Linked DNA regions of Homo sapiens: all the other regions are linked to region 1. A link is a contact called in ENCODE Hi-C or POLR2A ChIA-PET data. All regions are on one chromosome and are shown on one strand. Each heading gives the region's core, a stretch centred on a gene start or an enhancer-like site at or near the end of the contact. The rest is flanking DNA. Distances are from core to core; before and after follow the strand shown. Region 1 holds the start of USP38-DT (USP38 divergent transcript). Region 2 holds the start of SLC10A7 (solute carrier family 10 member 7). Region 3 holds the start of NOCT (nocturnin). Region 4 holds the start of PRMT9 (protein arginine methyltransferase 9).

Evidence for each region. A loop is a pair of places that touch in the nucleus more often than their neighbours do. ChIA-PET counts read pairs that join two places held with the same protein, here RNA polymerase II (POLR2A). Pooled maps may share reads with other maps.
Region 2: a loop to region 1 is called in a map of naive thymus-derived CD4-positive, alpha-beta T cell, with 6 times the contacts of the local background. The contact joins the promoter of SLC10A7 here to the promoter of USP38-DT in region 1. A Hi-C loop is called at or near these places in 2 of 168 maps with a recorded cell type or tissue (both naive thymus-derived CD4-positive, alpha-beta T cell) and 11 of 50 pooled maps. POLR2A ChIA-PET finds 5 or more read pairs at or near these places in 1 of 52 experiments (GM12878).
Region 3: a pooled map shows a loop between it and region 1 (13-fold over the local background). The contact joins the promoter of NOCT here to the promoter of USP38-DT in region 1. A Hi-C loop is called at or near these places in 8 of 50 pooled maps.
Region 4: a map of B cell shows a loop between it and region 1 (10-fold over the local background). The contact joins the promoter of PRMT9 here to the promoter of USP38-DT in region 1. A Hi-C loop is called at or near these places in 2 of 168 maps with a recorded cell type or tissue (B cell and naive thymus-derived CD4-positive, alpha-beta T cell), 1 of 37 single-sample maps with no recorded cell type and 6 of 50 pooled maps.

Annotation. Positions count from the first base shown.
Region 1 is chr4:143,183,432-143,186,131 of GRCh38, reverse strand. It overlaps USP38-DT (USP38 divergent transcript), which reads left to right and starts at 1,271. Exons shown (of 4, transcript NR_185979.1): 1 at 1,271-1,624. USP38 (ubiquitin specific peptidase 38) reads right to left here and starts at 1,215. Exons shown (of 10, transcript NM_032557.6): 1 at 1-1,215. The coding sequence starts at 681. RefSeq lists silencers at 824-1,073, 1,294-1,343 and enhancers at 395-1,279, 1,280-2,165.
Region 2 is chr4:146,520,417-146,523,318 of GRCh38, reverse strand. It overlaps SLC10A7 (solute carrier family 10 member 7), which reads left to right and starts at 1,379. Exons shown (of 12, transcript NM_001029998.6): 1 at 1,379-1,701. The coding sequence starts at 1,602. RefSeq lists enhancers at 532-611, 782-1,201, 1,212-1,291, 1,512-1,581, 2,022-2,251.
Region 3 is chr4:139,014,386-139,017,085 of GRCh38, reverse strand. It overlaps NOCT (nocturnin), which reads right to left and starts at 1,305. Exons shown (of 3, transcript NM_012118.4): 1 at 915-1,305. The coding sequence starts at 1,104. RefSeq lists a silencer at 866-1,165 and enhancers at 1,306-1,655, 1,688-2,609, 1,746-2,700.
Region 4 is chr4:147,682,701-147,685,612 of GRCh38, reverse strand. PRMT9 (protein arginine methyltransferase 9) reads left to right here and starts at 1,450. Exons shown (of 12, transcript NM_138364.4): 1 at 1,450-1,814. The coding sequence starts at 1,626.

The DNA.
Region 1 (2,700 bases), core at 22-2,521:
TGTGGAAGAGATGCTTGCAAAAACTTCTTGCAGGGAAGGCAGTAGTGTGGCAGGCTCGGCCTTCCAGATGTTCTGCAGCAAGTTACTCACTTTTGTCACCTGGGAGACATATTCCCGCAGCTCTCTTTCCTGGGTGGACACGCACTGGAAATGGCCTATCGTTCGAACCAGCTGTTGACAGAACGTGATGGACAATTTCCCCTTGGGGATGCATTGCACAAAGTCGGTCAGAAGGTCGCTCAGTCGGGCACAGAGCTGCGGCTCCGGCCTCTCACACACCATCCGTAACACCTCTACCTGCAGGAGGCTAAAGAGATCCAGCACCGACGGACAGCTCATAATCAGCTTCAGGCCGTTGTGAATGTAGTCCAGGATGGCTACATCCTTCCTGTCCAGAGAGTGGTAGCCCTGATGAAGGAGGCCCAACACGAAGGTCTTGTTGAAGAAGGACTCGAACTCTGGCCGGTGGTATCGTGCGTAGGCCTCCAGCACCTGGTGCCCCACCTGCCGCTGGAAAGGGTCCTGGCCCTCCAGGATGAGCCGGGTCGTCAGGTCAAACATGGCCTCGCACTGCGCCTCGTCTAGCCAGTGCTCCGCCGATTCCACCACCTTCCGCACAATCACCCGCTTGAGGGGCAGGGGATGCGAGGAACTCACAAGGCCCTCCAGGATCTTGTCCATTGTCGCCACGCTGCAAGGCCAGGGCCAGGGGATAAGGAGCGGGTGGCGGCAGCCCCGAGGTGGGGCAGGAGAGCCCCGGGGCGGAGATGAACTTGGAGCGCCGCAGCAGCAGCGCGACGGGCCACGGCCACCGCCGCCTCAGCAGCCACATTTATGGCGCAGGGAGACCCATCCAAGCCGGGGCGGGAGCTAGCGAGCCTGGAGAGCCTAAGAACCGACACCTGCGGCTGGCCTAAGGCGCCAGAGGCCCGTACTCCGCCGCCGCCCCGGGCCCTCGATCCCACTCAGCATCAGCGCCGAGGGGCCTGTCGGGCCCCCCAGCGGCGTCGGCGGGAGCTCAGGGCCCGGGGCTGCTAGCCGGCGGGTGGAGGAAGCACGCCTCCGAGTTCCGGGTCAGGTGTGGGCGTCCAGTCTCCAGCAGGTCGTGAGAAGAAGCCGGTCCTGGGCTGAGTCAGGAGGCGCTGTCACGGAGAGTGCTGGGATCAGCCGGGGAGAAGAGACCGAAGCGACACCCTTTGACCCGGATTTTGAAGTGCCGGCAAACAGGAAGTGAAGGACCTAAGAACCTCCGGAAGGACCGCCCCTCCGCCCCTCTGCCCCTCCGCCCCTCCGCCTGTCCGCCTCTCTCCTTCTCCCTTGTTCCCTCTCTCCCTCCCTGCTCCCCCACCTCCCTCCCGAGTCGTAGACTCCCTTCCCCCCGGCGCTGGGAGTCTCCTTCCCGCCCCGCCGCGCAGGTGCGGCGACGGCCGCGTCACTGGAGAGTGTGTCGAGTCACAGGCGGTCTTCCGCGCGGAGCGTCCCCGGCGGACGCTGCGCAGATGGCTGCGACTGTAGGATTCTTGCCGGCTAGTCTTCGTCGGTTCCGCCTGCGTCAGGTTACTCGTGAAAACTCGAATAAGTGCTATCGATGTGAAATCCGAGGAAAAGAGCATTTGGGGGAAAAGTAAGGAAAACTCAAAACTCGGATTGAGAAGTCTGCCTTGGCTCATTAATCAAGAATTGCGCTTGCGCGCCTAAATGTGACTGCCTTTATCCTGCGATGTCGGTATTGAAGTAAGAGCAATACTGGCGGCGTACCTAGCATTTAGCGACCATCAGTATCAGTAGCAGGCCTCTAGCAAAGAACCAGTTAGTGAGCTTTGTACCATATCGAAAATTATAAGCCGTCCAAAAAAGTGTGAGAGTAAGGAAAATGGCAGATTAGAATCAAAATATTTTTATACCTGTGTCATACAAGGGTACTTTGAAAATAGAAAACCAGGTGGAAATACCACAAAACTTATTGTATATGTTGACACCGAAGATGGTTTACAATAGGGAAGAACAGGTGCAATCATGCTTGTTCTGTTTCATGCCAAATTCCGAAGATTCACAGTAAGAATTTAATCAGAGGTCTTTATATTGGAAAATATTGCCTAACTGTAGCCTGCTTCAGGCTTGGTTAATATAGTTGTGAAACTAGACATTAAGGCCCTGTAATACAGACAAAACTTTAAAGAAATAGGTCATTTAAAATGTCCCGTAGAAAAATGAACAAAATTCTGTTACTTCAGTTTGCTAAATAGTGTTTTGTTTTTTTACCAAGTTACAAACACGATTACACTAATATATTCACACGTCGATTATGGTAGTCTTAAGAAGAGCAGTTTAGAGGAGACAGGAGCTTGAGTAAAAGGGAACTTAAGACCAAGTTGACTCGTAGGAAGATACGGAAGATAAAAGAGAATTGAGGTAATTAATCTATCAGTCATGCTAGAGACAGGAATGATTTTTCCAATAGGAGGTGAAGGTACACAGATGTTTGTCTTTACTGGGAATAATGCCACAGTGGAAGACAAAGGTAATATAGAAAATAAAATATTAAGAAGGAATTAAGTATTAAGAAGGATCGTGGATTTGAGGTGGAGTGGAGGAAATTTGGAATTAATCTTTGTGCTAAGAAACTAACAGGACGAATGAAGATTGCTGAATAGTACCAGCGAAGTGATTATTCCAAAGTAGACAAGAAAAAAATATTGG
Region 2 (2,902 bases), core at 130-2,629, 3.3 Mb before region 1:
TTAAAGTGGCTTAGTTTCTGGAAGTCTTGCCATCAAGATAAAGCTAAATTAAATAGAGGAAATGACACGACGAGTGTCTTTCCAGCTTTGAATAAATTCAGAATTAAAGTCTGTCATCACGAAACAATCTCTTCCAAACCTTAAGTTCTATTTTTAACCATTTAAGTGGCAGATGCCAGGTTATTTCAAAATATCACATACTATTTTCTTTCTTTCTTCATTTGGATGAATGATACAGTGGAGTTCATGCTCTTGCAGGGTCTACCGGTAGGAAGTCCATTCATGAAACCATCAATGTCACTGGTTGCCACAAGACATTTCAAGGAAGAAACTGGCAGATAGAACTAGCACTCGTGGCAATGGAAGGTAGGACTCCCCAACCTCTCAGACTCAATCCCCCACCACTTCCGCGTTGGAATCCGCGACCCTCTTCCCAGAGTTTTCCTGTGGCTTGGGTAGGTCAGCCCTGGGGGCGAGCCAGAGCGGGCACCCGCGCGCCCAGGGGCTTGCCAGCGCAGACCCCACTCCGCCCGCGAGTAGCTTAGTTGGTGGGGAGACTTCAGCTGTCACTCTCGGCCCGCAAAGGCAGATCTGCCCCGATCCCTGCAGCCCTCCCCAGTCCCGGAGACAGGTGTGGGCCGCAGAGGGAAGGGGATCCGGACCAAATGCCCACCCGCAGGCGAGCGACCTGGCGAGGTCGGGCCCACCTTCCTTGGGTTGTAGCGGACGCCGGCAAGCAGGGGTCCAGCGAACGTGGGCATCTGCCCGGCGCCGGATTTTCAACCCACCGCCAGAGATAAGGCTCCCCGCCCACCAGCGAGCCACTTTCCCGCGCGGACACCTCTAACTCCGGCAGCTCAGGCTGGGAACTCGGAGATCCAGAGTGGCCTCCCCTCCCCCCCGCGCATACGTCAGCGCTAGCGTCGTGGAAGCGCCGTAATGTCCCGAAGAAGCGCGTCTCCAAACTTGCACCCCGCTGCCGCAGCTTCAACGGAGAAATCCCTTGCCCCAAGCACACGTCAGCCCTGCCCGCGGAGTCATGGCACAGCAAAAGAGAGGCTCTCCATGGAGATATGCTCCAGAAGGGTGGGTGGCTGTGCCTAAAGGTTTGTTAGAAAAGGACAGTCAGTGAGGCTTGCTGGCTGTGGCGCCTTACGACGCTCTCCCCGACCCCTCGTCATTCAGAAGGTTCCGCAGGTCTCGACAGCGGTGCGCTTGTCAGCCCCATCCGGCGGCCAGCCTCCCTTGCCGGATCGCCCACGTTGTCGGCCTGGTCCGAGTTCTTCATTTCAAAGCATCTGCACCTGCGAGCCCGCGGCCAGAGGCGCTGGGGGCGTTTGTGCGCGTGTATTCTGAGGCGCGTGGTAGTGATGGCGGCGCTCAGTGAGACTTTCCTGTCACTGGCTACTACTACTCCCAACCCTCCTCAAAGCCGCCGGAGCAACCCCCAGGTCTTTACTTTACAATCGGCAATTTGACTTGCTCTGCTGCATGTCTGGAGGGACCAAGGAAAGTGTGGAGACGCTCCAAGGATTAGGTGATCGGAGCTTGAAAAGAAAAAAAGCCAAACAAATAAACAAAACCCACCCACCCTAACAAATATGAGGCTGCTGGAGAGAATGAGGAAAGACTGGTTCATGGTCGGAATAGTGCTGGCGATCGCTGGAGCTAAACTGGAGCCGTCCATAGGGGTGAATGGGGGTAAGTGCTGCACCTCTGCCGGCTCCACCGCGGCTCCCACTTCAGAACTAATTTGTGAGTCTTGGAAAGGTGGGGCAACCCTCATTGCAAGCGCTTGCCAATTTCAGGGGGCACTGACCAGCCTTTGGCCCTTTTGCTGATTTTCTAATTTACCAACCCCAGAGGGAACTTGTAATTAGGAACGAGGCAAAGGAATTTGAGGGCAGGTAGCCTTTTCCGTAGACAAACAATGACTATCCTGAGTGTCAAGAAGTGAGGTTACAGAGAATGAAACTTACTCCTCTTGCCTTCAAAGTAGCATCCTATCCCAAGGGAATCTAGGTTGCTAAGAGTTCCGTATCTATCTTGGAGTGGACCTCATTATCGAGTCTACTTTCGAGTCCTCCCCGCCCCCACATTAAAAAAAAAAGTGGAGGAAAAACAAGAAAAGGGACACCTCCGCCCCCAACTCAGATTTTATGGCCCACATGTTGGAGAGTGATGATTTGCTGTAGTTGCTGGTGCTCCAGAAACTCCCAAGCCGACTGACACGTTGCACTCTTTGATTACAGGACACTTCATTACAGCATACTTCCGTGTGCTGCCGGGATTCAGTTGCTATACTAGCAGTCTAACAGATACAGACTGTTAGACTATGTGTAGTGTAGTGTAGTGTGTGTTTTGGCAAGGAAATGTGGATGGACTGAAAGCATACTTAGATCTCTGAATAGTGGGAGCTTTGTACAGGAGATGATGGGCACTGGTGGGAACATTAGAAATATTAGTTTTTTATGCCCCCCCCAACACCTTTAGACAATCTTGTACTACTTTTCATAAACATTAATTGAATTTATTCAATTCGCTTGTCTTTTTGACCTTGTTTGTCAGTTTCCAAGCTTATTGACAGGTTTAATACCTAACTCATGCAACCGGAGCAAATAAGGATAGAGGTGAACAGGCACAATATTTCATAGTAGGAAGCGCTCAGGAGGATATTTGAAGTTATTTTTATCTTTTTGTTAAAACATGATGGAAGTGAATGAAATGATCTCTTAGGAGAACAGCAGTGGTCCCTTCTCCCCTTAACCTCCACCCCATTACTCTGTTTAGAAGTAGCTTCCGGGAACATTTTAAAAGGAATTATTTAAACCAAAATTGTGGAGATGAAGGATTGTTTGTTTTAAAATTTTGTTCTTCTGTATTCAACTTAGAACAAAATGTG
Region 3 (2,700 bases), core at 56-2,555, 4.2 Mb after region 1:
TGATGTATGAAAACAGCTCTTGGTGAAACTAAGGCCTCACTTTTACAAGATCTTAGATACACAGGACAAAAAATGATGTTAACTATAAAGAGTGGAAGCCTCCAAAAAAAAAAAATCCAAAGAAACGTAAAATGGCCGAGCGCGGTGGCTCACGCCTGTGATCCCAGCACTCTGGGAGGCTGAGGCGGGTGGATCACGAGGTCAGGAGTTCAAGACCAGCCTGGCCAAAATGGTGAAACCCCCGTCTCTACTAAATATACAAAAGTTAGCTAGGCGTGGTGACTGGCGCCTGTAATCCCAGCTACTCGGGAGGCTGAGGCAGGAGAATCGCTTGAACCCGGGAGCGGGAGGTTGCGGTAAGCCGATATCGTGCCACTGGACTCCAGCCTGGGTGACACAGTGAGACTCCATCTCAAAAAAAAAAAAAAAAAAAAAAAAAAAAAACAACGTAAAACGAATCAATGTGTTATTATCACGACTTAAAAAAAAAACTTAATATCTAGACCATGAAAGCTATATAAGCAAATAAGCATCATTTAGATTTTTTTTTCCATAAAAATTTCCGTTAAGTCGTGCAATAAAAAATGTAACCAACATAGTAACTCGCGGCCTCGGAAGGGGGAAATTTAACGGTCAAGAACAAGAAATTCTGAAAGCATGGCCTCTAAGGGTCAAGCGGGAACCTGAATACAGTCTCCCAGTTCTTACTAGCTTTGATGCAAGCCCCAGGCAAGTCGGGGAACAGGGAAAGAGGAAAAAGGGAACGCAGAAGGTTGCTCCGGTAAAGGACCCACTTTCAGGCCAGACTCCACGACCGGCAGCCCCGGGCTTCTCATTCATTCCGCGCGGTCTCCAGGTGGCGGCCGCGCGTTGGCGGCCGTGGCGTTCTCCGCCCGGAACTGGGGTGCACTCACCTGTTCGGGAACACGACCTCGCGGCGCCCGAGGCCGCCGAGGCCGCCGCCAGCAGCCGGGGGGATGCGGGCCTGGGAACAGCAGCCGGCGGGGACAACGGGCGGCGCAGCCCTGGGGCGGGCAGGCGGCGCAGGCCGGGCGCGTCCCTCTGCAGCAGGGCCGAGCAGAGCCGCCGCGGACTATGAAACATGCCGGGCGCCGCCGCCACCACGGCCCCTCGCGCGCCCGAGGAGCGGAGCCCGGCTGGGGCCGAGGGCACCGAGTCGAGCCGACTGTCCGGGCAGTGTGGGCGGATGCTCCCAGGCTCCTTCTCGCGCGGCGCAGGTTCTGGGGAAATCCCGGGCAGCAGAGCCGGAGAGGGAGGTGCAACACCGCTGCGTCGGCACCGTCTGCTGTGAGACCTGGCGAGACCTGCAGGGCGCCCGGCGAGCGCTGCGCGCTGACAAAGCGGGCGCTACCAAGCGGGAGCTGGAGGGGAATCCGCGGGACCCGGCCACTGCGCGGCCACGCCAGGCTCCCTCGACCCGGCGTAATCCTGTTTTAAAAGGAAGCGGGGCTTAGGCTGATTTATAGATAGAATCCGCAGGCGGTCTAAAATAAGAGGTATCCGTTGGAGCTGTTCTGAAGAAAAAAGCGTCCCCTTCCGCTGGCCAGCATGGAAGCGCCCACAGGCTGGGAATCCCGAGACAGTTCCAGGGCTGTGGCCCAGGGGACACGTGTCTGTCAGAGTGGCAGACGGCCTACGTGTGTGCCTGCGCGGGTCTGTGTGGATACAGCAAAAGGCGTCCGCCTCCGACCCCCTCGGCAGTGTGTGATGCGTTAAACGATATTAAGCACAATAAAGCACCGCCTGTGGGCGAGGCGACGATGATTAAAACAGCGTTCTTTTCCTCAAAAGTGTTATACTTAGGCAAAGGGAGCAGAAGGTGGCAAGGGAAGTCAGACCAGAAAGCTCTACAAGGTAGAATGAGATTATTGCCACAAGATGCCAAAGATTGGCTATAGAGATGACAACAGGCCCGGGCTCTCTAGAAGGTTCATTAGAAGGATTGGCATTTGAGTTGGCCTATGACGTGGAGGTCTAGAATTTACCCACGTGAAACTTTGGAGGGGGTGGTGGTGAGTTATAAATGAAAAAAGTAAATAAGGGTGTATTTGGGGAAACAACTCTTAGTCATGTAAGATGGAAGCTAAGGAGTAAGAGGACAGATGCGTGGATAGGTTGTAGTGTGGAAGGAAGGGGATTATAGTAGGCTTAATTCGGTGGATAGCTGCGAGCCGTTGACGTTTTGTAAGCTGAGCAAAGACATGGTCAGGGCTGTGCTTTAATTGGAAATCACATGTCTCTGGTTCATGAAAAGGCAGAAAGGAAATCAGCTGAGATAACAGATACTGTAGACCCGCACCAGGTTACTGTTACTGGAAAAGAAAGGATGGAAGAAACATCTCAGACAGGCTGGGCAGGAAATGATGACTAATCAGGAATAGAAATGGGATGAGGGGGAGGGAAAACCCAAGACTGGATTTTTCTCTGAATGATTCATGAGTTAGAAATGTATTCTATTGGTTTTCCCATGATTTTGCTGATTCCCCTGTGTTGTGGAATTGCAAGCTTTTCATCACAAGAATATTCTAAATATTTTTCAGACCTAGGTTACATATCTAACACCTGTGGATAGAGGGTGTGGACAGATCAGCTGGCACAAGTTGATTACAACTTCTGGCAGACAAGCTCCTTGGAAGTCATTAAAGCCTCAGTTTCAGTTTCCTTATCTATAAAACATAG
Region 4 (2,912 bases), core at 201-2,700, 4.5 Mb before region 1:
ACCTATTCTATGTACAGAAAATCTTGAAGTTATAGATAAACCACGAAAAAATGCAAATAATTGGCCTGGTGCAGTGGCTCATGCCTGTAATCCCAGCACTTTGGGGGGCTGAGGCGGGCGGATCACCTGAGGTCAGGAGCTTGAGACCAGCCTGACCAACATGGAGAAACCCTGTCTCTACTAAAAAGACAAAATTACCCGGGCGTGGTGGTGCATGCCTGTAATCCCAGCTACTCGGAAGGCTGAGGCAGGAGAATCGCTTGAACTTGGGAGGTAGAGGTTGCAGTGAGCCGAGATCGCACCACTGCACTCCAGCCTGGCGACAGAGTGAGGCTCTGTCTCAAAAAAAAAAAAAAAAAAAAAAAAAAAAAAAAGAAAAAAAAGAAAAGAAAGAAAAGAAAGAAGAAAAAATCAAAGTCCTTACTTTGCATCATAATCCGCTAGGTGCAAAGGTCACAAAAGTGATTAAGAATAGCTCACAATGTAGTGAGCTGGAACCTGAAAAACGGATTAGGATTTACACAGGCGAGTGCTCAGAAAAAAGGGTAGTTCAGATAATTGGATCAGAAGAGAAGGCAAAAATGCATGACGTGTTTTTGAGAATTAGAGGAGCCCTCAAAATGTATTAGTGTGATATGCAAAATGCTCGATTTAAGATATTATCCATTAATGAATTTGAAAATGGGGACAAAAATAACTTTTCAGCCGTAATAACTATGCTCCCCTCCCTTTGAGTTTCGAATCTGTATCTTAGAGGCCACACTTGAATGTGGAAAAACTTTGTATTAATGTAAACACTATACAGTGATAAGACACGAACAGTGAAATAACCCCTAAGCTCATCTTATAACTGAACAGATAGGTGGTCAGAGAACTTGGATTTGAACCATGCCTATGCCACTAGCTGGTTGTGTGACCTCCAGCAAGTCACTTCTCAAGATACCACGTTTGCCATCATTAAGACGAGTGTGATCCAAAGGTCCACCTAGCCAGGTTTTGTGAGAATGATTTGAAATGCCTGTGAAAGCATTTCCTCTACCACGTCTGAGATGCTTTTGTTATCTCCAGGTTCTTTCAGGTCTTGAAATTTTGTGCATCACGATCCAAAATGTCTTAAGCATCATCACAAATGCTTGACCGTCCCTCATGAGCGGGTGGCGCTTCGCGCTGCCTGGGTCTGTACAACAGGGTCTTGCAGTCGAAAGCCACACACTCCCGGAGTGCAAGAGGGAGAGAAAGCTCTGCTTTCAGCCGGGAAAAAAAAAGGGCGCAAGACCGGACAGGTCCTGCCACAGACGTTCTCCTATGCTCACGCACAGTGGTCGCTCCTGCGGGAATGGGCAGCAGTGACGTGCCCACGTCGGGCGCGCTGACGTTCGCGTAGCGTGCGCCGCTGGCCAGGTGCGCAATAGTGGGGTATGCGTCACGGTCTGCGCCGCCCGCGGGGCCAGGACGGGGCGGAGCTTCCGCCTGGGCTGGGGTTGGCGAGTTCACCCGCGGCGGAGGGTAACTTTGCTGTGCTGTTTTTTGAGCAGTTGTCTGGTCCCTGGAAGTGTAGCATCGAGAGAGTTTTCTAATTACGTTTACAAAATATCTTCCCTTTGGCCATACAAGTGGTGACTGCCATGTCGAACTCGCGGCCCAGGTCCCGCCGAGACGCCGGGGGTGGCGCTGGGGCAGCCGGCCGGGACGAGCTGGTGTCGCGGTCCTTGCAGAGCGCAGAGCACTGTCTGGGCGTCCAGGACTTCGGCACTGCCTATGCCCACTACCTCCTCGTGCTCAGCCTGGCGCCGGAGCTGAAACACGACGTGAAGGTGAGGGTCCTTTTTTCTCACTTGCTGGCAGATCCAACGTCCTCGTAAAAAAAAAAAAAAAAACAGAAAAAAAAAAAAGCGGAGGGGCTAGGGTGCCTGGGTGGGTGGTTGCTGTTAATATTTAGGGCCCTTTTTTCTCACTTGCTGGCCGATCCAACGTCCTCGTAAAAAAAAAGAAAAGAAAAAAGGCGGAGGGGCTAGGGTGCTTGGTTGGGTGTTTGCTATTAATGTTTACTGTTCAACCTTGACATCTTTCGTTTATTCACACCTACGACCAGCCCAGAGGAAAATCCTGCCGTCTTCACCTTCGAAATATGTCCAGAATCTTACCAGTTCTCACCATCTTCCCCTTTACTACCCTGGTTCGAGCTTCAGTCATCTGCCGGCTGTTGCAGTCGGCTCTCAACTGAGCTCTCTCCTGCAGTCTGTGTCAACATAGCTAGCTTTTTGCAACAAAAGTCAAATGTTGTCATTTCTCAGTTTCAAAACTTTCATCTCGTTTAAAATTTTAAAGGCCCTCGAATTGGAAATGAGGTCTCACGTGATCCTCTTCTCCTTATATCTAATTTAAGCATGCCCTGGCTTGAGGGCTTTTGGATTTGTTATATTGTGTGTAGTAGGAATATAGTGGGCCTCTAGTTGAATAAAGTGTGTAATTAGCCTAAAGTGATTATCATTTAATGATGCGTTCTTTAAACTTCAATTATTGGATTATTTGCAACAATTACTCTGTTGAAATGCTGTTCTTTTTTGAAGTACTTTTAGAATCTAAATTACGAAAAATGATTTAACTTAAAATTGCAATTACTTTGCTTCATTTAGACTGAGGGTTTGTCAACCTCAGCACTATTGACATTTTGAATGGGATAATTCTTTGTTATGGGGGAGGGGAGGTGTCCTGTGCATTGCAGTATGTTTGGCAGCATCCTTGATCTCTACCCACTAAATGTCAGTAGCGTCTAGATGTTTGTAGTTCATGTAAACTTAGTGTAAATTTCAGGACCAGCTGTCCTACTTGAGGAGGAGATGATATGTTGAGATACAGTTTGCTTCTCTTGGTAGGCAGCAATAGAAAAATGGATCAACTCAAGTGATCTT